3 separate regions of the Mus musculus genome follow, and all the other regions are linked to region 1. Evidence: chromatin loops called from intact Hi-C (ENCODE). Cell type or tissue: gastrocnemius. All regions are shown on one strand. Each heading gives the region's core, and the rest is flanking DNA. Links, peaks and the distances in the headings are about the cores only.

The links. A loop is a pair of places that touch in the nucleus more often than their neighbours do. Peaks named below come from ENCODE experiments on the same cell type or tissue, not always from the same donor. Only the 100,000 strongest peaks of a DNase experiment are listed, where the experiment ranks them.
Region 2: it touches region 1 in a loop (2.4-fold over the local background); 3 of 42 quality-filtered maps call a loop at or near these places.
Region 3: a loop joins it to region 1, with 2.3 times the contacts of the local background. A loop is called at or near these places in 2 of 42 quality-filtered maps.

Annotation. Positions count from the first base shown.
Region 1 is chr13:101,693,751-101,697,750 of GRCm38, reverse strand. The region is part of intron 7 of Pik3r1 (phosphoinositide-3-kinase regulatory subunit 1); the gene reads left to right. Among named protein-coding and RNA genes, the nearest start is that of Pik3r1, 72 kb to the left of the region's middle. In gastrocnemius, for the core only: CTCF peaks have their summits at 1,664 (motif pointing right) and 3,604; DNase peaks (open chromatin) are centred at 2,301, 2,677, 3,108, 3,571 and 1 more place; H3K4me3 peaks cover 2,300 bases; H3K27ac peaks cover 4,000 bases.
Region 2 is chr13:101,305,929-101,317,244 of GRCm38, reverse strand. No RefSeq gene overlaps it. Among named protein-coding and RNA genes, the nearest start is that of Gm36427, 5.7 kb to the right of the region's middle. In gastrocnemius, for the core only: no CTCF peak of the experiment used is centred there; a DNase peak (open chromatin) is centred at 5,112; H3K27ac peaks cover 485 bases.
Region 3 is chr13:101,207,229-101,218,544 of GRCm38, reverse strand. No RefSeq gene overlaps it. Among named protein-coding and RNA genes, the nearest start is that of 5930438M14Rik, 19 kb to the left of the region's middle. In gastrocnemius, for the core only: no CTCF peak of the experiment used is centred there; DNase peaks (open chromatin) are centred at 3,113, 4,227 and 4,772; H3K4me3 peaks cover 7 bases; H3K27ac peaks cover 168 bases.

The DNA of each region.
Region 1 (4,000 bases), core at 1-4,000:
GATGGGGACAGGTGATGGGGACAGTATGCTTTCAGAGCTCTATTGTCAGCTTGCCCTCCATCCCCTCTGGTTGAGAAGTCTTCATTATATCTGAAGCTGAACAGCAGGTTTTCTGGAATTCCTTAGGCTCCTCAGACGGGGCGGGGGCAGGGAGGGGCACGGGGAGGGGGGAGCTAAGCTGATCCCACAGGGCAACCACAGTAGAGATCACTGTGAACACAGGGTACCTCTGAATACTACCCGTGTTTCGGATTTCATGGATATATTCAGAAATATTAATGTAGCATAATTGGAGGCTAATATTGCACCCGCAAGCCAGGCGGAGGAAAGAAGTGACCCCCCCACCCCCCACCTTCCCACCCCCGCTGCCCTCCTACACATGTCAAGGTTGATTTTTAACTGTTGGTGCTTTGCAAAACATCGCAGAATCCATGCATCTTGCTTGAAACACCCCGGGCTGCATTCTCAGCTGTAGATGTAAGCAAACACGAAGACGAGGGAAATAACTTTCAGAGTTTCACTTTTCTCTCATTTGTTTTTCCTCCCATTGGGTTTAAAATATGGCCTGACATGAGAGAGTTGTCTCTAAGGTAAGATCTGAGACGTTGAAAAAGATGCAGGCCCCAAGAGGGGTAGAGGAACAGGGGAGAGCTGATTCCATCTCATGAAAACTAGAAAAGTTTTACTCGAGTTCCCCGAGTGCCACGTGATCGCTGCCCTGGGCACGTGCTAGGCCATGTTTTTACTTTTGTTTTCAGGGTACAGCTTTCTCTGACTCTGAAGGGACAGACATCACAGGATGGGGGGTGGGGTGGGAGGGGGAGTTCCTCTGTCTGCTAGACAGTGGGCGTGGGTGTGCCTTTGCAGAAAGCCTGTAGCCTGTGTCTGGATTATTATTATTATATATTTTTGGTATGTAAACCTGGGTTTGTTTATTAACTGGAAAGGGAAAGGGTGTTTTTTCTTAATGTGGGTTCATTGAGCTCGCATGGATATGGAGTCATGAATTAGCCCCGTGCTGGAGGGCCCTACTTTCTAAGATGTCTTACATTGGAATTGTGAAGAAACATATTCTTTTTACCCTGGGTAACTTTGGATAATTCATTTTTCCCTCCTGCTGCCTGTTTTCCCTGGCTTTTGTTCATTGACAGTGGTGCACATGAGTCTCTGAGAAGCAAGCTTTCCAGGTCTCGGGTGATGCCCCAAGAGGTCTTGTTCAGAGCAGAAAGCATGTCACAGAACTTGGAAACACATGTTAATAATCATGAGAGTTTCTTGGCTAGCTGAAATCTACTGGCAAGTCGAACCCTGGCCTGCCTTTGCCTCTGAAGTGAGTTGTACAAAACCCTGAGAAAAGGGGTTCTCACTGGCCTGAAGCATCCAGAAGGTGAAGTGAGCCTTCCGTTATGCATGTGCAATGGGTCTTAGCAGCCCCAAATAGATAGGATGCCAAGAAAGCACAAGTTTCTTTTTAAAGGGGCTTATTAGCCAAGTGGAAATAAATTCCTAGGTAATTGTGACACCTGTGACTTTGGTTTAGTAGTGAATTACGTATATTTATAAGCTATTTATAATTATGTGTTATTAATTTGTGGGGCTATTTGGATACGGAGGAGGTGAAACTGGAAGTTGATGGTTGTCTCTTAAGCAGGCATGATTTACTCCGTTCTGCCAGCAGAGGGCGCCCTCCTTAAACTAATAAAGAGCAGAAAGCTTCTGCTCACACTTGGAGTTAATGTCCTTAATAGAGCCTCCGTGGTAGGGGATTGTACATATAGTGAGGAGTTTGTTTGAAACAACCTGTCCATGGCTATTCGGGACCTTTTCTGGTATATACTGTTTAACGGTAGATACTTTTGTTCTGAGACAAAATAGACTGTCAGATTTACAGTTTAATCGTCGCACAGACAGGTATTTGTAAGAAGCCAATGTCTGATGTTTCTTCCAGAGAAACTCTTTTGAGATCAGGGCAATGCATGAAAATAAGAAGGACCTTTGTTTTTCTTAAGCTAAAAGAAGAAAACAAGAAAGCCAGAGTTTTGTTATAGGTGTGAGGGTTTGTTTTTGCTTTTTGGTTTTTAGTTTTTCTTCAGAGTGGCCTAAAAGAAAGTAAATTCAGCTTGTTAGTTTCGACTTTCCATGACCAAGGAAAGCCAAGACTAGGGGCAGTGGGCTGAGAATGGAATTTAGGACCAAAAGTTTTTGGGGGCTTTGTGATTTTTTTTCCGTTAATGGTTCAAAAGAAGTGGGGGCTTCTGGGCAGATGCCATGGGGACGTTTCCTAGGAAAAGACTTGATTTCTGTCCACCCAGCAACCCTAAACCCAGTTAGCTGCAACTTTCTCAAATTACAGACTAGAATCCCAGAGAAGGGAAAGCGCGTCCTTCTCTGTCCCTTTGTCACACCCAGCCAGCACTTAACCCAGTGCAGACACACCAGTTAACCCAGTGCAGACACACCTCTTAGATACTCCAGATTAGAAAGTCCTAGGGCTATTTGAAGGTGAGCTGAAGTTGACTCCTTAAAGATCTGGGCTTGCTTGAAGGATGCCCTCCCGGGGCTGCTAGCCTGCGTGTGATGCGCTATGTGAAGGGCTTTCCTGTTAACACCTGCGGGGCTGACTGTGCCAGTGCGTGGGAGGAGGAGGACACGAGAGAGAGGCACCCTGTCCTGAGCTGTTCCGAGAGGTTCAGGCCTTCACAAACGCGGCTTTGATTCTATTTTTTGATGAACTAGGTGGATTACTTCCTGTGCTGCTTCACTGCGGCCCACTTGAGTCCCCGGAGCGGGGGCTGCCAGCGCGTTACAGGCACCATGGCCACCAGGGAGGACTATTTTCAGCACCCCCTTACAATGCCCTTCTCATTTCCCGGACGAAAATGAGCAAGTTAGTCTTGCCTCGGCCACTTGTCAGCCTGATGACAACTTTGACTTTGACTTGGGTGCCCCTCCCCCTCCCAAAATCCCTAGCTCAGCAAATATTTGAACCTGCCCGAGTTAATCATGAAGCCTCGATCTTTATCTGAGCGAGACGTGCGAGCGCCCGCCGGGGCTCCTTTCTTCCCCGGTGCAGTAGCTCGACCCAGGGGGCTCTTCTCGCGGAGCCGGGGACTTGCTGCCGGGGCGGGGCGTGGGGCGGAGGGACCCGCTGCAGCCTAGCCCCGGGGAGCCGGCAGCCGGGCTGAGAGTCGCGCGCCCCCGCCTTGCGCGCTCTCCTCCAGCTAGGTTCTTTACTGCCGGTACCGGGCGGGCGGGAGAACCTCAGGGGCTGGGACCACTTGGTAGAAGAACAGCTTCTTTGAATTTTTTTTTTTTTTTTTCTCTGTGGGATACTGGCAGTTCAAAGCGAAACCGTTGAAATGCATAACCTGCAAAGTAAGTCTTTTTTTTTTTTCTTTCATTTATGCACTTCTCTGCACCGGGCTCTTTATCTGCAAGGCGTCCTCTCTAGTTTGGCTGGGCGGGCGGGGGTGTGTGTGTGTGTGTGTGTGTGTGAGCGCTGGAAGTGTGTGCGCCTGGGTGAGTGCTGCCTGGGGAGAGCAGATGGGCGATTAGGGAGACACTCCCTTCTGTCCTCCAGGGGGGGACACTGCGGAGAAGAGATGGGGTTTAGTTTGGAGTTTAGAAAGTACTGGGCAGGAAGTTGGGGCCAAGCCAGGGCTTGCAGGGACCGTGGAAAATCACCTGTCTCCCAGACCTGCTCTTTGGGTTCCCTTGCCACATGGGCAGCAGCAGTCTACAGCTAGGCTGATTTTACTGAGTGCCGTACATAAGTCCCCTGTGGGCTAACCCTTGGGCCTTACTGCCCAGACAACCTGTCTCTTTACTTTTGGGAGAAGACTCAACGTTTTAAATTAAACTACTTTTTTAAAAATTTATCTTATCTAAGGACACACTTCTCTACCATTTTTATTTGACGTTGAGTTTAGACTTATTTAAACTTTGGGTTTCTAATCTACCGGCAAATAGAGAAGTATGAGGTGGAAGGGGACAGGTTGAG
Region 2 (11,316 bases), core at 2,850-6,849, 380 kb after region 1:
AGTTCAAAATTAGGAAACATTTTAACACATTTAATTGGACAGAATGCTAGGGATAGGGAGTGGAATGAATGACTGATGACAGAGAAGGCAGCCCAGAATATCCCGGACTCTTCACTCTGGCCCACCCGGCCTCAGACCTTCTATTTCTTCAGATCTTCCATCCCTCTTCCTGTCCCTCTTGTCAATTCTCTGCTTCTTTCCTTATTGCTACTCCATCTACTGTTTCTTCTGGCCACCTCTAACACATCTAACTGCCTTCCTTCCCCCTTCTTTTTACGTTTTTACTAGCATTCTGAGAGCCAGGAAACAAGATGCCCACACATGTTGAAATCAGAAATAATGTACTGGGACAAGAAGTAATCCAAGATTCCCACTGAGGGAAATGACAAGCTTGTGCTACCTGCCAGCAGCCCTGTTGCCAGTGGAATCAAAGGAGGAGACTGTCATTCTCTCTGACTATAGAACCCATGCTTGGCTTCAAAGGCAACATTGCTTGAGTTTCTGTTCTGACTTTGCGGAAGGCCTCTCTGCTACCAGACATTGGCTAATTCTTAGTCCACAGAGGCTATAATGGTGACATAGTGAAACCAATGTGCCAGGAACAGGTCAAAAGGAGGTCACTCTCCTGAGCGGCATCTCTGATGAGAACCTTCATAGCGTTAGACATCTGTGACCCAGCCAAGTAGTGGTGGCCGGGTCATTGCTATATATAGAAATAACAAGGGGTGGGCTGAGGATCTGAGCTTACAGAGCTGGAATTTGATCTTTTAGACTTTGATCACAAGTGAGACAAAACCTGGAAGAGAGTACACCAAATGTCAGGGAACAAAATGGCACTGTTCTCACAGAAACAACAAGAAAGGAAGGAGCTTGGGCTACCTGGGTCCTGAAAGGCTATGTCCTCTACATCCTCTGCCACTAAATTATAATCACCAGGACATTTGTCTTACAAATAAATTATTCATTGTCACTATTATTCCAGGGCCCTCATGAGTATTTGTTCCCCACCTACACCCACGAGTCTCCTTTCAGGCAACTCTTCATGAACTGCTCTCGACTCTGGGATAGATGGCTCGCTTCTGCCTCACAGTGCCCTCAGAGGACTGGATCTCACATATGCACTAAAGGTGAGCTCTCCTGTGCCTGCAAGCTTCTCATCTGTGAGGGTGGAGCTTGTAATGTTGGCTCATCATTGGTGCCCTAGTGATTCGTCGGGTGCACATGTTCGTTTTATGTTTGAATAAATGAGTAAATGCAGGTCTTTGTGTCATCTGTGCTATATTCTCTCCTCCTTCCAAACAGAGCACTGCAACCATACTCCATGCAAATACAAAGGCCCAAGAAGAGGTCCCTAAAAGAACTGATAGAAGGCACCCTCGGCAGGGACCAACAGTGGCTTTTCCTTTTCTTAGGGATAAGTAAAGCAGCCAGGGCCATGTAGGTATAGTCTTAGCTTCCAGTGGAGAAGACAGTGCCCACACAGATCACAATGACTTTAGAAATCCACCTTTTACTGTGATTAGAACCAAAAGAAATAAAGAAGAAGCTCGCAGGTCTAGCTTCCAAAGCCTAACAGAATCAGCTGGTACTCCATACCATGGCCCCAGAGGACCATGGGAGTTGTTCCTATGTACATATTATTGAAGCATCAATTTCGTAGAGATCTGAGCAGGAATTTTAGGCTCTGCATCATGAAGCTATCTTATACCTTTCCTGAACTTTAATTCCGTTTCAACGGGGGTAAGGCAAAATAAAAAAGGAACAGCTGGCATTTTCCTTGATCACTCTGAACAAAACCGGAAATACTTTGTGCTTCTGGGACTAGGGGAAGGGTAAGATGAGCTGCAAAGCCTTAATGGGTCCTTAAACAAACAGGCTGTGCAGCCACAGGGAAAGCGTTGACGAGGCTGTGTCTTCATTATGCCTCCTTTAAAGACCTAGACGATTTTAAAAGAACCACACAAATTCTGTTTTTAACTTGCATAAGAAGCCTGCAGTTAATTTTTATGAGCATATTTTAAACTCCTGCAAAAGAGCTTTGCTAAAAATCCCTGACAGAGCTTCATCAGCAAGCTTTAAGGGGCTCTTAAGAAAATAGACATTTTTATTTCCCTTTGTGCATTTTCCCTGAAAAGCCAGGTCATATTTGGGTAAATAATATTTAAAGGGCAGCAACTCTTGCTTAGTGATCCTCACTTGGAAAAAGCCAGTAGTACAGGGCCGTCCCCTGACTTTAATGTTAGCTACAAACCATCAAAGGCAAGGCTAACAGATCTCTGTTTAAGAGTTTTCTCAGGTTGGGTAAGTACCATTGAAACACATTATAAAACACACCTCCAGCTTCTAGTTGCATCCTCTCTGTCCTGAAAGGTCTGGTCCATCTGTGAGTTTCTGTTACTATTCCTTCAGTTGGTCTAGGTATGTGTGGCAACCTTCATGAACCTGATAGGCTCTGACTTGATCTGTGTTTACATGTAAATTAATCAAATTTAAGAAACAAACAAACAAACAAACAAACAAAAAAACCCTCTGCCATACAATTAATGCACATACCTAAAAGTGAAATCATGGTTTAACTAATTCTAGTCTTTCCTCCAAATATCTATAGGGTACTAAAGTTACCAGGATGGAGCAGGTGTCTCTCCTGACAAGGAATGTCTACCAACTGACAGCATAAGGGAGCTAACCCTACAGGTTAAAGGCAGATGTTTTTTTTTTTTTCTTTTCCTTTCATGTCTTTCTGCAGCCTGAATTCCACCATTCTCTCTCCTCCCAAAAAGTGGAAGGCCCAAAATGTGCCAATGTCCCAACTGCTTCTAAAAAGTTGAACTAGCATGGGCATTTCTACATGCCCCTCACACTCCTGAGATAGAGGGACAGGATGGAGCCAGGCCTAGCAGAGGATAGATTCAAGAGTAGGAATGAGCACAAGCTCAGGCCAAGAGTCTATTGTGGCACCAGGACATAACAACTGGTCATCAGAAAAGTCCCTGGGCTTGGTGCCACAAAAACTCTAAAGTTCAAAGTCCCTACTATCACCTCTAGACCCTACCATTTTCCAGACACTGGACCTTAGCCTTGTCCACCACTGCAAATATACTATATCTGTAAACTGCTTAATATATGGCCAGAATTGAAATGTGTGTGTGTGTGTGTGTGTATACACACACACATATATGTATATAGTATTTCATATATATACTAACCCTACAACAACTATATATATATATATATCCTACAACAAAAGTATCCAATCTTTTTTTCTTGTTCCCCCTGAAGTGTGAGGACCAAATATAAATATATTCTTTTAATCATAATCAAATGTTCTTTTAATCCTATTATTACCAGAATGGAAGGGAAAATTATTTTAGGATTTAAAAAGAAGGAGCTATTGTTAAGTGTCTCTGTAGATCCAAATTTGGAAGCAGGACATGAAGATTTACCAGAACTCAAGATTTCACTACTTCTGTGAAACCAACCATGTAGACTGCAGATGTGTCTGAGGAAGCAGACAGCTTCTTCTGTGGAAGAGCCTACAGAGAGAGAGAGAGAGAGAGAGAGAGAGAGAGAGAGAGAGAGAGAGAGAGAGAGAGAACGCTAAGGATCATGGGAAATGCAGCACCACTCCCCCCTTCAGCCTGAGTGGAAGAAGTGACAGAGCAGAGCAAGCTATCCGCGCACACAAGCTCCATGCCAAGCACATAAAACCCTGTTTATACATTTTCCAAGCTTGTATCTCTCAACAACTGACTCTGTTAGAGTCCTGGAGCCCGAAAATATCTCCTGTACCCTACTCTACCTTCTCACCTGACAGATGAAAAGCCCAAGGTCCAAAGAGATACGGTAACCCCCTCCAAGTGTGTCAGTGTTTGCTTGTCATCCAAAGATAGAACGGGCCAAAACCCAACCATCTGCGTGACACGGCACAGGGAGGCCAGCCAGACCCTGACAGTTTCCTTCCATTTCCTCAGTTTCCTCCTTTCTAAAGCTCATACACTTTGGGGATGGTGATGAGAATCCAAAGAGAAAGAAAGTATTAGCCATGTTGCCTGCCTGGAACATAAACATCTACAATAGGTGTGATTGTTTTTACATCTGTTAATAGCCTAATGGTTTATGGAATTATGACATCAAGAATCAAGATAACTTTAACAATTATTATTTTAATAACAGTATGCCCAGCATTTCTTGACTATATGCCTGCATATCTTACTAGCTGCTTTAAATGCATTATCTCCCTCAACTCTCCCAATTCCACACCTAGAGAAGCCCACAGATTTCTTGATGGTCAATAAAAGATGCTCTTAGGATATGAGTATAGGCCTCACAGTCTCCTGAGTTCCTGCGGTTAAGCCAGATGAAAACTCACTTTGTACAGATGACAGTAAAATAAAGAAAATGAAAATATGTTATTTTATAGAGTAAGGTCCTGGAGTCTTTTTCCAAACTAAAAATATATGAAAGGCTTCATTTTTAAGGGAGGGTATCAATCACTTCACTTAACCAAGTCATGCCGCTATAATAAATGTCACGGGTGAGTGTGAGTTCATTCGGTGTCAGCCTAGTCCCTCCTTTAACAGGGAGCTAGAAGTTAGTCCTGCCATCCTAAGATACAGCTCCGGTTTACACTAAAATTGCCCGGCTTTTCTATTGATTATTTGAGGTACAAAAGCTTGAGAACTGGCCGCTTTTTATTTGATGTGTCCCTTGTATCCATCAAACTTGCTTGAGTGTTACCTGCTACTTAATGTAGGTTGAAACTTCTAAGTCTGACTTCCACAATGGCTGGCAGCATGTCGTCTATTTGAACACTGGTCAATGGTCTTTGAAGATTTTTTTGAGATTTTTTTTTTTTTTACTTATGCACACTGTTAACAAAGTTAATTTTATCTACTCCACCCCTAGAGATAAGATAGAAGTTGGAACATGCAGGAGAGATATTATTTAAGGGTGCTCAGACAACTCTCAAAAAGTCATAACATCAAGGAAAAGGCCTTCGTGTTGCAAAATGTGAGCAGGAGAGGGTGTCTTACATTGTGAAATCTACAAGGATCTCACTTTTCTGGAACTCCCTGACATCTGAGCCCTCATGCTGCTGGAAGCTATCCAAGAGCACCATAAAATCAGGGCTGGTCCTCTCTGAACTGAGTCCAGATCATTTCAAAGTGAGGCAAGGCAGGGAAATAAATATTGAACCTAGTTAAATGTTGCTTGAGATTATGCTTGGCACGGAGAGTCCAGCCTCTGATTTGCTCTTAGGTTACATGGGTTATTTTTTTTTTTAACTCAAATGGGTATGCCAGGGTGGATTCCTTCAATGGCAGCAATTATGTGCAAGCGCAGTTGTATTTCTGCCACATTTAGTGAAATGAAATATAAAGATTTATGAGATGGCATAGGGTGGGTAAGGAGGTGTCCAAAGCCTCCATTTCATTCTCCTTGACTCCACCCTGAATCCCAGGTTCCTGTCCCTTTCCTTCTCCTCTGCTTGCTTAAGCTAACTCCTTTTCTTTTCTTTTCTTTTCTTTTCTTTTCTTTTCTTTTTTCTCTTCTCTTCTCTTCTCTTTTCTCTTTTCTTTTCTTTTCTTTCTTTTCTTTTCTTCCTTCCTTTCTTTCCCTCCTTATTTTCCCTCTCTCCCTTCCTTCGCTCCCTCTTTTCATTCTGAAAACAATGCCTATAAGTTCTGAATGCTCAGTAGGAAGTAAGACTCAAGAGAACCCAAGGAGAAGTTCCAAGCCCTGCACTAAGCCACAGACATTAAAATCTGGGCATTTCTCTTTAGAGCAAATGGCTGAAATGATTAATTGCACCTGAAAAGCAGTGTGGAGCAGAGGGACCAGCACTCATGTGCTATGTATAGACAATCTAGGCCCTGCTGATTCATCATGTGACATTTTCCTTTGGGGGCTGAAGGTGGGTCCAATCTATCAGCACCTCGGGGTGGATGCTACATGTTCTGTGCCTCTCTTATCTCCGGCAAGAGGGAGATACCTCCAAGGTCAAGTTTCACCTCACTCAATACCTTTGGCTTCTTGAAATCCCTAGCCCAGCCAGACATAGAGCAGTATTCTGATCTAAGAGAAGCCGTTAGAGCCAGTCATGCCCACACATATTCCTAACTTGCACTGTCGGATTTCCTGACTCAGAACAATTGATCTAAAGCTACCCATGTTCATTCCCCTTATCTACAAACAAGGGGTATTAACAGTTCCTACCTGAAAATACTGCTTAATTAAGGCAGTTACACAATCCAGTGCTTAAATCAACCCCCTCATAACACACACACAGAGAGAGAGAGAGGGAGGGAGAGAGAGAGAGAACATTAAGTGGTAGAAATTATAAAAAAAAATAATTCCCTAGATGCCAAACCACTTCTCTTTCTGGAAGGCTTGAAAACTCAGAACAGTCACGACCATGGTCCTCTGCAAACCTTGTATACAAGTAAAGGTGGCTCAAATGCACTGGGAGAGGTGACAAATAATTGGAGGGCAGATGTGGAACCCACTAGCCCATCAGGTGAGAGCACCTTACACACAGCTGTTTCCCAGGTTACCATGATGAAAGCTCAGGCTTTTGAGCAGTTTCTACATTTCAAGGTGGGGATGCTGCTCAACTTCTGAGTTTCGGTCTTTTCCACCCAACTCATATCTTGAACACATAGACACAACAGTGTACAAATTAAATCCCATTAGGAAAAAAATCAATGAGGAATATCTGTTTCACAAAGCACCAGACTTAGACTGCTTTGTTTTCAAGAACTATTCGATCCAATGTGAGTCCAGGAACCACAATTTACATGTGTAAAATGGTTTGCAGTTCCCAGGGCACTTCATCCACACACACTATATTACTCAAGCCTTCTCCAGACCTCTGAAAGTCAGTATTGTGATCTCTGTTGTACAGACAAATAGCCAAGGCTCAGGAGGTTTTAAAATAAATCTTATCTCTGGGTCTCATGCCTCCTACCCCCATGGTTGTTATATACTGTTCACCTTTCTCCACCAGTTAGCAATTAAACCCTCAACCCTTACTACCCAGCACACACCCACCCGGTGTGTCTCTTGTTAGAAACACATCCAGTTCATGGGTCTGAAGAGTTAAGTGAGACTTGAGACATGTGTAGTTTTAAAATCTAGTTATGACTGCATACCCTCCACAAGAAAACCCACAGGAAAGAAAGTAAGTTCAAGAACTTCAGGGAGATTTTCACTCTTCCAGCTTTTGGAAACATTCTTGGCACAAAAGGCAAATTTCCACATGATCTCTTGAGTATCGAGACCACAGTAGCATTAGGAATATGTCCCCTAAACCTCACACACAAAATGAGATAGTCTCAAAAGGTATAAAACAATGGAGATTTTACCACTGAAGGCAGATTGGTTCTTTTCCCAAACTCTACACTCCCATCCATTATGAATTATTTTTGTCCCTATTTTAGGAGGACCCCGATGTCCCTCTTCTTGCTTAGTGTGAAAGTTCTGAGCAATGCCCATGAATATAGGAAAAACAGAGCCAGTGATGTTGATTTCACTCCTCCTTCCAACTAGAAAGTGAAGAAGGATGATCAATGACTCCTGGTAATCAGATATAGATCACTCATCAAAGAAGGCATGAAGTAAACATAGTTCTGAACCTCATTTCAAAATAAACCTCATTGCCCTTCCCTAGACCTGAAGCTGGACGGGGACATTCAGAATGAGTCACAGTCACTGGACAAAGCTTCCCAGAAAGCCCAGCTCCTTAACTTGACAGCACACATACAGCAACTTGCTAAGGTACCAACTACTTGGAGGAACAGGAGAGACTCTGCATTTGAGGACATGTTCCAAAATGTTTGTCTTCACGTTCAGCCCCAGACAAGATAGCATGTGCCCTTTAAGGAAAACTGAGCCCCTATCAGCACAGCATAATCACTGAGCAGAGTGAATATATAGAGCTTTCTGGAATCAGCCACTGGACTACACTTGAGGGTAACAGGAGTGTGACCAATGACTTTTGTAGATCCTAAGATACAATCCCATTAACCTCTCTGAATCAATCAGGCCAGCATTTGCCAGCAGTGTTTAAAATGTTTAGTTGGTTGGACTAGAAAGCCGCTGGCACTGTAAGTCTGAAGGTGACCTACGGAGTACTCAGTTGATGCCAAGGATCAGATCCCTGGACTGCTCTAGAGCAAATCCATCAAAAGGGAGTGTCTGTAGGAGAACTGATGGGTCTCTAGATGGCCCGTGGGCTCCTGCCACTACTATGGCTTTCTCTAGTGCTTTAGGGAACTAAATACAACTACAGTACCTTGAGCTTGAGGTAGTGCTGAGGAGACCACAACAGGAACCTCCTTGACAGACTTCCTTCCGCAGCGCTCCTCTTCTCTGGAGGAGCATGATGAAGCACACGTGTTAGAAATCACTTGTTAAGCTTGTACAACCACTCTGGAAATCAGTCTGGCAGTTCCTCAGAAAAATGGACATAGTACTATCTGAAGATCTGACAGTACCTCTCCTGGGCATATACCCAGATGATGCTCCAACTGGTAATAAGGACACATGCTCCACTATGTTCATAGCAGCCTTATTTATAGTAGCCAGAAGCTGGAAAGAACCCAGATGTCCCTCAACAGAGGAATAGATACAGAAAATGTGGTACATTTACACAATGGAGTACTACTCAGCTATTAAAAACAATGAATTTATGAAATTCTTGGGTAAATGGATATATCTGGAGAATATCATCCTGAGTGAGGTAACCCAATAACAAAAGAAGTCACTTGATATGCACTCACTGATAAGTGGATATTAGCCCAGAAACTTAGACTACCCGAGATACAATTGCAAAACACAAGAAAATCAAGAAGAAGGAAGACCAAAGTGTGGATACTTCATTCCTCCTTAGAATAGGGAACAAAACACCCATGGAAGGAGTTGCAGAGACAAAGTTTGGAGCTAAGATAAGATGAAAGGGTGGACCATCCGGAGACTACCCCACCCAGACACTATTGTATACTCCACCAAGATTTTGCTGAAAGGACCCTGATATAGCTGTCTCGTGTGAGGCTATGCCAGTGCCTGGCAAATACAGAAGTGGATGCTCACAGTCATCTATAGGATAGAACAAAGGGCCCCCAATGGAGGAGCTAGAGAAAGTACTCAAGGAGCTGAAGGGGTCTGCAACCCTATAGGTGGAACAACAATATGAACTAACCAGTACCCCTAGAGCTCTTGTCTCTAGCTGCATATGTAGCAGAAGATGGCCTAGTCGGCCATCACTGGGAAAAGAGGCCCCTTGGTCTTGCAAACTTTATATGCCCCAGTACAGGGGAACACCAAGGCCAAGAAGTGGGAGTGGGTGGGTAGGAGAGCAGGTCGGGAGGAGGGTATAGAGAACTTTCGGGATAGCATTTGAAATGTAAATAAAGAAAATATCTAATAAAAAAATTTTTTTAAAAAGAAGTCACTTGTTGGAGTAACCAGGTTGACTCCTACCTCTTCCCATCAACCAGGTGATTTTTAAAAAGGCATTTAACCTCCCCAATCCACGGGCTCAACAAAGAGATACAGTTGTCACACAGCCCAACATGTTTGCTCAATGATTGACTGGCACGCGTGGTATGGAGGCTGAGTACAGTGCCTGACTCCTAGTCAGAATTAAGTTGAGATGGACTTAAGTCTCCCTTCAAATCCTATGTCTTTCCTGCATGTACATATGGGCTTTATGGACTCCATCCTTCCCTGGTCTCCTGGTTACTCTTCTCTTTGCTCGTTTGAGACCCAGTTCAGCTGTCACATGCATAAGATCCCCAGTCACAACCCATACGGGCTTCACGTGCCGCCTTCCAAGGTCATGTGTTTTCCATAGAAGGTTGGCACACCTCAAGGGAATCCCCACGTAAAATGGTTTTACCTGCAGTCATGGAGAGAAATAGTACATGGAAAAAGAGGTAGGAGTACAGAGGGTGCACTCACAATATGAGTCAGCTTTAAAATAAGTTGAGAGATGTTTTTCCGGGGTTGTGGCCTGGTGCTGAGGAGGACCTAGTATTATCAGATAGAAGCCAGGATATGAAGTACTCAGTGCTTGGAATACTCAGTAGCCCAAAGCGATATTGCTGTGTGTACATCTCTAGCACTTGGAGTCTCTGGCAAAGGATGAATGGGCCTAGCATTCCTCTCTTCCTTTCCACAAGATTACAGGCGATCTGGAGATGACAGGATAAGGCCATTCTCTGCAGTTTTCTGGGATCAATGCAGCCACACCAATAACCTCTCTGTCCTACCACATTTCCCATTGCTCTGCTTGTACTCAGTCATGCACACACTCCCTACCTCCAGGTCTGAGAGAAGAATGCATAGAACAAACCCCCAAAGACTTCAGGTAAAGCAGCAGTTCTCAACCTGTGTACCAAAACCCCTTTAGGGGTTATCTAAGACCACCAGAAAACACAGAAGTTTACATAATGATTTGTAATAGTAGCAAAATTACAGTGAGAAAGTGGCAATAAAAATAATGTTATGGTTGGGGGGGGGTGTCACCACAACATGAGGTAGCCCTTTTAACAGTATTAACAGTTTACCAGCACTGAGAACTACTGATGTAGAGAATGAGACTGGCCAAGTACATTGATGTGTGGCCTTGGGGATAACAACCAGACTCATCACCAAGTGTCCACATTATTTGTTCTCTAAAAACAATCGTCCTTGTACATAGGATTGTTTGTTTCTTTTCCAATCTTCCACCCAGACCACCTTGCGGCAAGCAACACAACCTTACATAGAACTTAGGAACAAAAACAAAATGGCTTAAGTGTGAGAAGAACTAACCAGACACTCCAAAACTATTAACAGTTTCTTCTGATGATTGTGATGGCTTCCCTGCAGCGTCCAGTCCCCTTTCTCACCACCCATCCAGCAGGTGGCCTGCTGAGGGTCAAGTACCCAAGGAAGGGTCTTGGCCTGTTGCAATGAATTCACTGAGGCAGAAAGCCCCGCCCGTCCCTCCATTCCTGTGTGTCCTGGGCATTTAACACGTGTTTTTAATGATGATGGTGCAACCCTTTCAGCTTAGATCTGTCAGGGTCCCCAAGGCACGCAATGATCCCCTGAGAAGCATGTATTATCCGAAGCTTTCCCTTTTGCTTAATTACATTGTACTAATGTTCTTTTTCCACTGGATTTCTTTCTGCCAACTCCCCATTCAGCCAGGCTTCACTGTGGGTTGGATTTACATAAAAGACCAGCAAATTATAATTGTGATGATTGATCACCGAAGTTTCCTTGGGTTCAGATTGTTTCCTAATGTGGGTCATTTTTCATCATAAAGAG
Region 3 (11,316 bases), core at 2,911-6,910, 480 kb after region 1:
AAGGGAGGACTTGGCAAAGGGTAGCTTGCCTCCGAGCAGGAGGGGCGTGGGGGTGACAAAAACACCTTTCCAACTGAGGGAACCCCGCCCCCAAGACTTTAGACATTAATCTGGTTTCTGAAAAAGAAGAGTTAATCCATACCCAATGGTAACAAAAAAAAAAAAAAAAAAGCTCGTCAGTACCCACTTGTTATTTTTAGGCAGCAATATTTTTAATCCAGTTCTGCTCCCTACAAGGGACAGGAGAGCTTGAAGAACCCCAGGGACCCTCGTATCCACAAGTGGGGACAGAGTCAGTCACCGATTGTTGCACAGGAACCTATATTTCCCAGGCAGCTTGAGGCTGAGATAAGATCAGCCCCAGTTAAAGATTAAAAATATCTGCATACAAGCATGAATCCAGCTCTCTGTTGCAGATGGCACCTATTAAGGTTTTGTTTTCATTTTACTTTACATTTTTAAACTTTGTGTGTGTGTGTGTGTGTGTGTGTGTGTGTGTGTGTGTGTGTGTGTGGCACACAAGAAAATTTGTAAGAGTTAGACCTCTCTTTACATTATGTGGATTCTGGGAATCAAACCAGGCCCACTCCGCCATTTCACTAGCTACCAAGTTTCTGATGGACCTGTACAACAGATAAAGGTTTTCTATCTATATCCGTATGTATCAAAAATACAAAGAATACTCATCTCCAATACACCAAAAAGACGTCATCTGAGACCACCCTGTCCGCCATGTTCTATGTCAGAGAAGGGTAGCAACATAGCTTGGTGTGTATCTTAGTAAAGGTACTATAACACAATACCGGAGACTCTGAGGAGGGAGTTTATAACAACAGAGCTTTAGTCCTTACAATTATGGAACTTGGGATGCTCAAACCCTACTGAGGGCCCGTTCAGATGCCAATCTTCTCTGTCTGTCCTAACATGGTGAAAGAGGTAAGAAAAAGGGTGGGATCTCTTTGGTAAGTAGGCGAATCCCATTTATTACAGCCCCACACTCATCCCCCAATCATCCCCCAGCGCCCAGCCTCTGAATCTTTCATCATGAGAATTAGGTTAAACCTAGGTCTATAAATTGGAGAAGACTGAAAACAGCCTGCATCAGGCAGGACTCCCATTCTGACTCTCTTCTTCTCATTGTCAGAGCAGAAGCCATTGGAGTGGGAATGATTACCCTTTAAACGAGCTGTTAGTTTTATTCTAATCAGGGCTTTGGATGATGAAAAAAAGTCTCCTCAGAAAGGAGGCTGAGGGAAGAAGTTGGCAGAATTCCAGCAAACACAGGAATTTAAAAGAAAAAAAAAAATCTTACAACCTCAGTCTATTCGTTAGGAGGAAAGAAGATAGACTGCATTTTCAAGGCAGGGTGGCACCATTGCACAACTTGAGGTGTGGAGGTTACCATCCAGTTCGCAGTCTGCGTGAGCTGTTCTTGCTGGCATCGCACCATGCACACAACCTGTGCACCCAGACTTGGACAGATACGGTTTAGGGTTTCTAAGTGAGAAAAGCCACCTACAGTGCTTTCCACCCAGGAGTCACAATCAAAGTCAAACTTCTCACAGAATCAAGCCCTAAAGGATAACAATGTCCTGAATACGTCCAGGCTTCTATTTTACGGTTTTGCAAATGAGGCAGTTGAGTGCCTGAAATGTAATGTGTCTTGCCCAAAGTCAACAGGCCTGCGGGTAGAAATGACACACATTTTCCCTGCTTCCAACACGTGGACAAATGGGCCACTTCTCTGTCCAGGCCTTTAGCTTATCTGGATCTCAGAGTGAGTCTCCTTTGCCTTTAACATACGCATGGCTGGAGAATACAAAAGAGTTTTCCAAAGGGCCTGGCCTTTGAGCCATATGAGGACAGAACTTGCTCCCATCGTACAAGAACTTTGGGTCCAGGAAATCGAGATTTTGCCAGGCCCACTCCCAGGCCCTTCTCCAGCTGCATGCTTACAGAACAAATGTGGTTTGTCCCTGCTGGAGTTGACTGACTTAACCTGCCTTGGTTAAATATTGACTCATCAATATATTTAAAAGCCGTATAATTTACACAATAGGTCTGACACTATTCTGGACTTGTTGGTAATAATTACCTATTTGAAATCAGGCCATCCAAGGTGAGAAAAACCAATGACCATTAGCAGGAAGAATGGGAAACTTACAGGTTACTGAAGTGGGCTTTTAATTTAAGTTTTATTTTTAGCACAGTGCTGCTACTCTTCCTGATGGGAGTTTTATGTATATTTGAATGTGTGTGGTACGAGTCAAGTGGAAGGAGAGAGAAGCCTTTTTACCAAAAGCCACTGCAATGAAACCACTTTATGAACAAGCTCCCTGCCAAATTTCTTACTGAAATCAAAGACACCTTTGAGTTCATTGCCCAAGAGCAGGGCGAAAGGCACCTGTAGTCACGTCTGTTTCTCATTTGGTTCCCGTGTAACTCAGATGCCCTGTGGATTAAATGAAACCTGCTCCCGAGTTGAAATCATGTCCACCACATGTCAGCTCAGCTGGAGTTTGGAAACAGGCACTGAGAGAGTGTGCCATTCAAACAGGCAACCCTGGTTTTCCCCCCACGTGTAACCTGAACGGGAGAGTCAGTTTCTAAGAACCGAGCCCTTGCTTCTCCGTAAGGGATACTCCAGGCAGGACCCTGTTTGGACCGCCTCCCACTGAGGCTTTCCCGAGAGGAGGCCATGGCATGCAGCACACGGTGTTGATGATGCTTTGTCAGCAGCCCTTGACCTGTGCCTGAATTTGAAGCCATGTCCTGACACGGAGAAAGGAATACAACCGGAACCCACCCTCACTAGGAAGCTGTCACGGGTGACTATGCTGTGTAGATGCTGCTGTGGGCTGCTTGAGAGTGAAAAGGATTATGTTACAGTCCATTAGGCAGAATAGGACCCAGCTCTTACATGAAAATCCCAGGCCAGATTCTTCCTAAATTTAAACCCCAAGCAGCCTCTCAAATATCCATCTTAATCCCGAATCCTGAAATCTTGTCCCTTTGGTCACATTTTAAACGTTAATGTCTCATTTGACCCTTCTTTCCATGGATTCAATAAGCATGCAGCGGGTGCCCACTCAGAGCATGCCAGTGTCAGCATCCAGAAACCAGCAGGTACACTGTTTCAGAGGAGTGTCTCTTCAGCCCCGGGGGTGGGGCATGGGGGGTGGGGAGGACATTCTGGCTTTGAACTAGCTCTGTGAATGTGTGCTCCAGATAAAGTCAAGCCTCCATGTGGTATTCCAGATTTAAATGGGATAAATCGGGATGTGATAATGTGCTTCAAAAAAAGATTCAATATTTTACTTTTAAAAAAAAATCACAGAAGGATTCCCTTTTAATCTAAACTGCCTTCAGCCCTACCCACTTCTCACCAAGTATATTAGTCAGGGTTCTCTAGAGAAACAGAACTGATAGAATTATATATATGAAATATATATATATGAAATAAATACCTATATTTCATTCATATGAAATATATATATTTCAGAATCCAGGATATTTAAGAGACTACTTGGAGTTTAAACCTGGAAAGAATTTGGTCTGGAAGCTTCATATACACACACACACACACACACACACACACACACATAGAGATACAGAGAGAGAGAGAGAGATTTTTATTAGAGTGGTTTACAGGCTGTGGTCCAGCTGTCCAACAATGGCTGTCCAACAACAGAAAGTCCAAGAATACAGTAACTGTTCCATCTTAGGTGATCTTCAGGAGACGCTGGAATCCTGAAGAAGTAGGCTCTAATGACAGCAAAAGAGTGGACTTGCTAAGCAAGGTAAGGGCAAATAGGCAAAGAAAGCAAGTGCCCATCTTCATGTCCTTTGTATGGGTTGCCACCAGGTATGGCCCAGATTAAAGGTGGCAACACTTCAAAAGATCTGAATTAAAGTCGTCTTCCCACTCCAAATGATTTAATTAAAAAAAAAAAAAAAGTCCCCACAGGTGTACATAGCCAGTTGGGCTTTACTTAATCCTGGATATCAAGTTGACAAACAAGAATAGCCATCACACTAAGTAATTTTATGTAAATTCTCAATATCCCATTTATTCTTAAATGAAGTAACCCTGCACCATATGCCAGTTCCCCCTGGGAGAAGGAGAGAGCATACAGGAAGAGCCTCAAGATGGCACCATCCTTTCCCACCCAAAACAGGACCAGCTCTGGGAGATGGCCCAGCAGGAGACCACAGGCAGGCTGGAAAGAGTCCAAGGACTTTGCTACTAATGGCTTGCTCAGAACTGCTGTGCAACCCCTTCCTTAAAGAGCTGAATCCAGGGCAAAGAAGATCTAGAAAACTGGTTCTCAACCTGTGGGTCACGAGTCCCTTGGGGGCTGCCTAAGACCGTAAGAAAACACAGATATTTACATTATGATTTGTAACAGTAACAACATTATACTTCTGAAATAGCAACAAAAAAAATAATTTTACGGCTGGGGGTCAGCACAATATAAGGAACTGTATTAAAGGGTCACAGCATTAGGAGGGCTGAGAACCACTGCTCTAGACTGAAGAGGAATTTTCTTTCAAATTTTTGTTTGTTTGTTTGTTTGTTTGTTCTTCTCACTGGCAAGAACGGGGACAAAAGAGAAAAAAAAACTCAATAAATATGTTTAAGAGTTAGACCTGGTGAGTTAATGACAACTCCTCTCTCCTGACAATTTCAAATTTTCAACTGCTTAGATACTTAATTATCCACTCCCAGATCTCTCTTCACACCTCTGAGCAAGCTGGCCCGTTGCCAGCTAGTGAGAACAGTTACTTCACTGAGCTTCTGTGTGAGAGAAAAAGCTTCCGCGTGCAAACACAGACTGAGGACAGGAGAGAGAAGCGGAGGGCCCCTGAGTTTACAACAGGCCTCCTGTTAATTTTGTCCCCATTGGGGTTTCATTTACCAGCGAATGCACTTCTCTTTCAGACCCGTATTCTGCTGGGAAGCGTCCTGGACTGGCTGCACAGTGGTTTAATTGACATTAAAAAAAATTAAATAAATAAATAATGTAAAAGCAGCCCTAACATGCTGTTGAGAATATAAATGTCGTATCAGCGCCACAGCTCACTGTCAGCCCCACTGAGGCAGAAGCAACTGAAGCCAGCCTTAGATGTTTGCACAGTTCATTCAAGGGTTCTGAGAGGATTCACACCCAAAAAAGTCTCAGAGTAATGAGGTTTGTTCAGCATCCACTACTACCAAAGGGTCTCAGAAGTCAATCAAAACACCCATCAGTGTGAGAGCTTTGTTTCCGAACAAAGGAGCATGTGCACGCTGCCCCTTTACTCAGCCAGGAAGACAGAGTCTTCTCAAGCAAGAAAGGAATGCAGCTACAAAGAGAATTATCTCGCAGTAGAAATAAACTGAGTTGCTTCTTCCTCTCCAAGATTATAACGGTCCAAGCCCATTACAGCAAAAGGCCCTGTTTCAACGCATGTCTGTCCTAGTTTTGCAAGGTCTCTCCTGGCCTAAGCAGCTGGGTTTTAGCACACTAGAGGTCCAGCACTTACTCTGTCCCACTTTTATAAGTAGAGGCTTCAGGAGAGTCTGAGCCCCTGACCATCAGAGATCTGCATTTGATGTGCCCAGGAAAAAATTCTTTTGGCTTCTACTTAGACACAGAACTCAAGTTCAACTTTGGCTGCCACTGAGTTAAGAAGTAAGTTGCAGATACCTTAGCAGAATGGAAGCTACAGGATGAAGGTCTGGATCGGGCAGAAAAACCTGTTTGGCACTAATCCATAGCTAGTCCCCTTCCAACAGAAGGCGTTGAGCAGTATACTGGGGTACACAGCTGCCTGAGCTCCTGATAACAATTCACCTGCTCCCACACACTCTCCATTCACGCTCCATTTTCCTCCTCTTTAATTTATGCAAATGGAAAGAATTCATGGAAAATTTTCCCAGAACAGTTTCCTCCAGAACACTCAAGTTACTAGAAGCTACCAACTGAAAAGTTAAGCCTTGAACTTTTGGGAGCAGATAAAAAGCCTGGGAGCGGGGGGTGGGGATCACTCATCAAAGTCACGGAAGATTTGGAGTCCATCTGTGAACATGTAGGATGTTAGCCAAATAGCAAAGTTATACCAGTGGGCTCTATGACAGCCACTCTGGCTACTTCATGATGCCCTCCTGCTACCCCTGGGGAACATTGCACTATGCTGCAACATCCTGCATTATAACTGACCACAGAAGTCCTAGGGTGAGAACAGGTCAGGAAACAAACACAGAAATGCAGGAGGTAGCTATCTGATGCCAGCTTGCCTAGGGAGACCTAGGGATTACAAATGAATGGCTGAGAACGCTCCTCCAATCCACCATAAGAACCGTTTGGAATTCATGAACAAAGTACAGAAAGCTGAGCAGATGCGCAGAGCTGATATACTGGTCTCCCCTTTGTTTTCCCCTGCCTGCGTTTTTATTTTTCTGTCAATTGGCGGCCACTAGCTCCTGAAAGCATCCCAGAAATCATTTGAGCCTTGGGCTCACCTGCCCCATGCACTGTTCTATGTTCCTGGGCCCCATTATTTCAACACTGTCTTTTTTTTTTAGGGACAACTCAACATCAACTAAAATTCAAAGGTATTGTTGAGATCTGGTTGGCTGCATTCTCTAATAAAAGATTCACTGGCTCCTTTTCCTTGGTGAGTTATCCCAATGTAGGCTAACTATAGAACAGGACCCCTCCCCCCCGCCACAGTACCAAAAGTACACTTATGAAATAGCAATGAAGATAATTTTATGGTTGAGGGTCACTACAACATGAGGAACCCTGCTAAAGGGTTGCAGTGTAGGAAGGTCAAGAATCACTGTGCTATGACATTCTTAAGAATGAAATTCTGCTCACTCTCCCTGTCCTCTCTCACTGGCCCTCCCTACACCTGACCTCCCTCACCCCACCCCGTTCTTCTCCCTATCCCTTCTTCAACTCAGTTCCCTCCCTTCATTCACCTCTGGTCAATATTTTATCTCTCTGTTTGAGTGAGATTGAAGCATCTTTGGGAGGGGCTGTGAGGGGGCCTGGGAGGAAAGGTAGAGGCTGCAATTGGGATATAAAGCAAATAAATAAATGCATTAATGGGGGGTGGGGAAAGAATGAAAATCTGGCCAGGTGATGGTGACACAAGCCTTTGATCCCAGCACTCAGGAGGCAGAGGCAGGTGGATATCTTAGTTTGGGGCCAGTCTGGTCTACAGAGCAAGTTATAGAACAGCCAGGGCTACACAGAGAAACTCTGTCTTGAGAGAGAAGGGGAGAGAAAGAGAGACAGAGAAACAGAAAGAGAGAGAGAGAGAGAGAGAGAGAGAGAGAGAGAGAGAGAGAGAGAGAATATCAAACTCTATCTATTGACTGTAATGATCAAACTCTTTTAGAAGTACTGTGAACTCTACTATGCACATTTATAGAAATCCAATCTGACACACCACCTAGCTCAAAGGTCCATGTTCCCAGGATTACAGTCATCATCCCCTTTCTCATCCTGTTTAACTTCCTCCAGCCCAAGTCCCCTGGCTTTAGTTTTCTGACTCCACTGGAAATAAGGACAAGCATATTGTGTGGTCTGGACCATTTTTTACTTTCCTGGGAAACTCCATGTTCACCGTGGACATCATTCGCAAGGACTGCGAAGTGGCCATCGGAATAGCCAATCTCTTGAACAAAAGCCACTGCTCCCCAAGCTCTACCAGAAGGGCTTCTGGCCTTGGCTAATGACAGCCCAGAATCGTCACCTGCCTGTTCAATAGAGGTGATGACATTATTTACCTCACATTTTTTGGTGTTAATGTCTCTAATCTGCTTCCCACACTCGATAATGTTGCCTACAGATTTTAGCAGGTAGCAGTAATTCCAGTGTGCACTTGTGTAACTTTAATTTTTTTCAAAGACCTATTTTAATATGAGTTCTTAAATGCTTTAACCTCCCTTCTAGCCCATCACCCACCAGAGGTAGTGGAAACAAAAGGTTATTAAGATACGGGGGAAGTGGACCTGTTTAGAAATGGTTCTTTGGAGGAATTCCCATCTGTGTTGTCAGGAAATCAGCAGTTCAGTTCACAGGAGCAGCAGCAGCAGCTCTATGTACTTGCAAATACTTGAGTTCAGTAAAGTCAGGAAAGCAGCAGCAGTGGCCGGACCAAGCGGGAACGGGCCTCAGCCAAATCGGCACGGACCAAGCGGGAACAGGCCTCAGCCAAATCGGCACGGACCAAGCGGGAACAGGCCTCAGCCAAATCGGCACAAGGCAGCAGGAGGTACCGGGACCATTGTGGATACAAGGAGAAGTTCTTTGCAAAGCTAGCTATGCAAGGAAGCCTAGCCTCTGCCACTGACCATTGAGTTCTATTTATACTCCCTCCAAACATCACAAGTCCTCCACGGGTCTTGCCTTACCAAGTGTCTTGCCTGTGTCAGCATGTGAATCTGTCTTTACAAAATTCCACGTAAGTCTGGATCAGCTGACATCACTCTGCAAATCAGACCAAGCCTGGGAAAGCGGCAAGAAGCCTGCCATCAGAAGTATTTTTTGCTCATCTCTTTCTATGAAGTCCTAACAAATGGAGCTCAAAATGCATGTAAGGTGAATCAATACATGTGTGTTGTTAGCAAAGGTGTCCTTTCATGTACTTGTTTGAACATCCTTTCACCTGTGTTTGCTTCAGGAAAACACTCCTTTATGTGTTTGTCTCAGCAAAAACACCATCCAACACAACTGACTTTACAAAGTACCCTTAAGTTTCCACTTCACACTTGTTTGATGGTTTTGCCCTCTGTCCAAGAACACTGAGTGTGATGTAACATGAATAATTCCAAAAAATTCAAACCGGCTAAAATTTCACACATCCTGCTAAAATTCTCATAATCTTAAGTCTTAGATTCAATTTAGCTATATCACAATTAGGTTTGACATTCTAAGCAGACCAGCCCACAGAGAGACCAAGGAAACAATCTTTCTAGACTTCTTTCCTTTTTTGTTTTTTCTTAAATCACACTTTGTTAACACCAGGAAATTTTTCGTTTCTTTATCCCAAGCATGAAAACATTAGATTTATGCTAAAACATTTAATTTATGCTAAAAATCACACCGAGTAATGCAGCTCCTGAAGGAAATACATATTGGTCCACGATCATTAGTTTCTGTGATGGCAACGGTCACTCACAGAATGGTGGCAGGGTGGAAGACCCAGTGCTTAGATGCTCGTGCCTGCTAAGAGGCCCCCAGACCCTGTCGCTAAGGTCAGTCTTTACGCCTGCTTCCTCAATAAGCTTCCAAGGGGCATCCCACATGGCATCTTACCTTATTCGTCATTCTACTCCTTGAGTCCATAACATGGGAATTATCAGTGGTTACATCTCTTCTAACTGGTAATTCGTGTTATGGAAACGGCAGCCCTTGCTTTGTATCAGGGCCTCTGGGAGGCAATGGAGTGAGTAAAGCTCGCCTGCTTCCTCTGAGATGCTCACAACACCATGTGCATAACTAACTCTAAGGCAGTGAATGGAATAAGGGAAAGAGACAGGAGGAAGAAGCAAGCGCATAGTATGAGCTAAAAATATAATCAGCCGACTTTGAAATTCCCACCGCATCCACAATGCAAATGCAGTCCACAAGATTCTGTTGCTTTCCTTACACATTTGCTGAAAAGGAAGACGCTCTCCTTGGGTGAGGGGTGGGACCGGGAGAGCTAATTCTAGAGCCTTGGTCTGCAGATACGGAAATGACAGCCACAGCAATAAACCATATATCCACTCATACAGAGATTATGAGGTCAGTTCTTTTGCGGCCAAATGCGCGTGTCTTCTAATTTCGCCAATATCTAATGTACAGCTACAAAAGCTCAGCACTAATACAATATCCCAACGGTAGAGATGAACTCAGCAAGCAGAGGTGGCACCACGCCACACATGTGCCAATGTCCTTACCTAAGTCTACAAGCTTCACTTGCAAATGGCATTCTAATCTAGAAGGCTTTTTATAAACTTACATAAAGTTTCAAGGATGCTTCTTCCTCCCTCCCTGGGAAAGTGTTTGAGAACATTCCTTTTGGAAAGTCTTCCATTTTTCTCTAAACATAAGAGGCCACTTAAACAAAGAAGGATTATTACTCATAACAGCACTGTTGATGTATTTTTATCAAAAAGCCAAAAGGTTCAAAGGTAAGAAAAAAATAAATCCCAATAAGTTATACACACACACACACATATATATACATACATACATATGTATGTATGTATATACATATACATATATATATATATCCTAAAATCATGATTCTGAATGTTTTTAGTCTCACTAAATGTAAATCAAACAGCTCTATATATCATTAGCAGCACAAGTTGTCATTCCTTCACCTCAATCATGCAAAATAGAAGAAGGAGACAACTGCCCCGAAGAATAACATTCGAATGGTTTAACCAGCACTGAATGCTCAAGAATAATTAATAGTAGTGTTTAGAATGAACCTTAATTCTTAATAGTCAAAAGGTGGGGGCAACCTAAGTATCTATCAACCAATGTAGGGACGAAGATAATAGGAAGCCATTCAAGAGTGAAGCCTGGACATGAGAAGCAAACTCAGCTGGTAATGTGCTTGCTGCACAAGCCTTAAACACTACTTCAGATGTCCAGCATCCATGCATAACTCCAGCCCTGGGAGGCAGAGACAAGAGAATCTCTGGGGTTTGCTGTCCAGCCAGGCTGAACCAATGAGCTCCAGGTTCAGTGAGAGATTGCCTCAACCAAGTAAGATGAAGAGTAATGGAGAATGATAAAGGGTTCAACCCTCTGCCTCCAAACGTTCACTCAGAGACATGTATGTGCATAAACACATATAAGATGTGCACATGCATGTGTGTGTGCATGCACACGTGCATGAGTACAAACACACACACACACACACACACACACACACAGAATGGAATTCTATCATTTGTGACACCATGGATAGACTGGTGTCGTCATTAAATGAAGTAGTTAGGAACAGAATGACAAGAAAGAACCACATATCTCATATTGCTCTCTTAATAGCTGATGGTAGAGCATCGTTTGGGAGAGGAGGAGGGGACGGAGAGAGGTGGATCAGTAAAACTAAGTTGTGGTTTAAAAGGAGCAAGAAGTTCCACAGTGCTTCTGTACAATGGTAATTATAGTAAGCAATACAAGCTTTATACTTCAGAAAGTACAAGAAAGGATTTTAAATGATGTCACCATAAAAAAAAAAAAGAGGATAAACCTTTGAGGAGATGGATTCATTCAACCTAATATAAAATTGCATAATGTATACATGCATCAAAACATTATA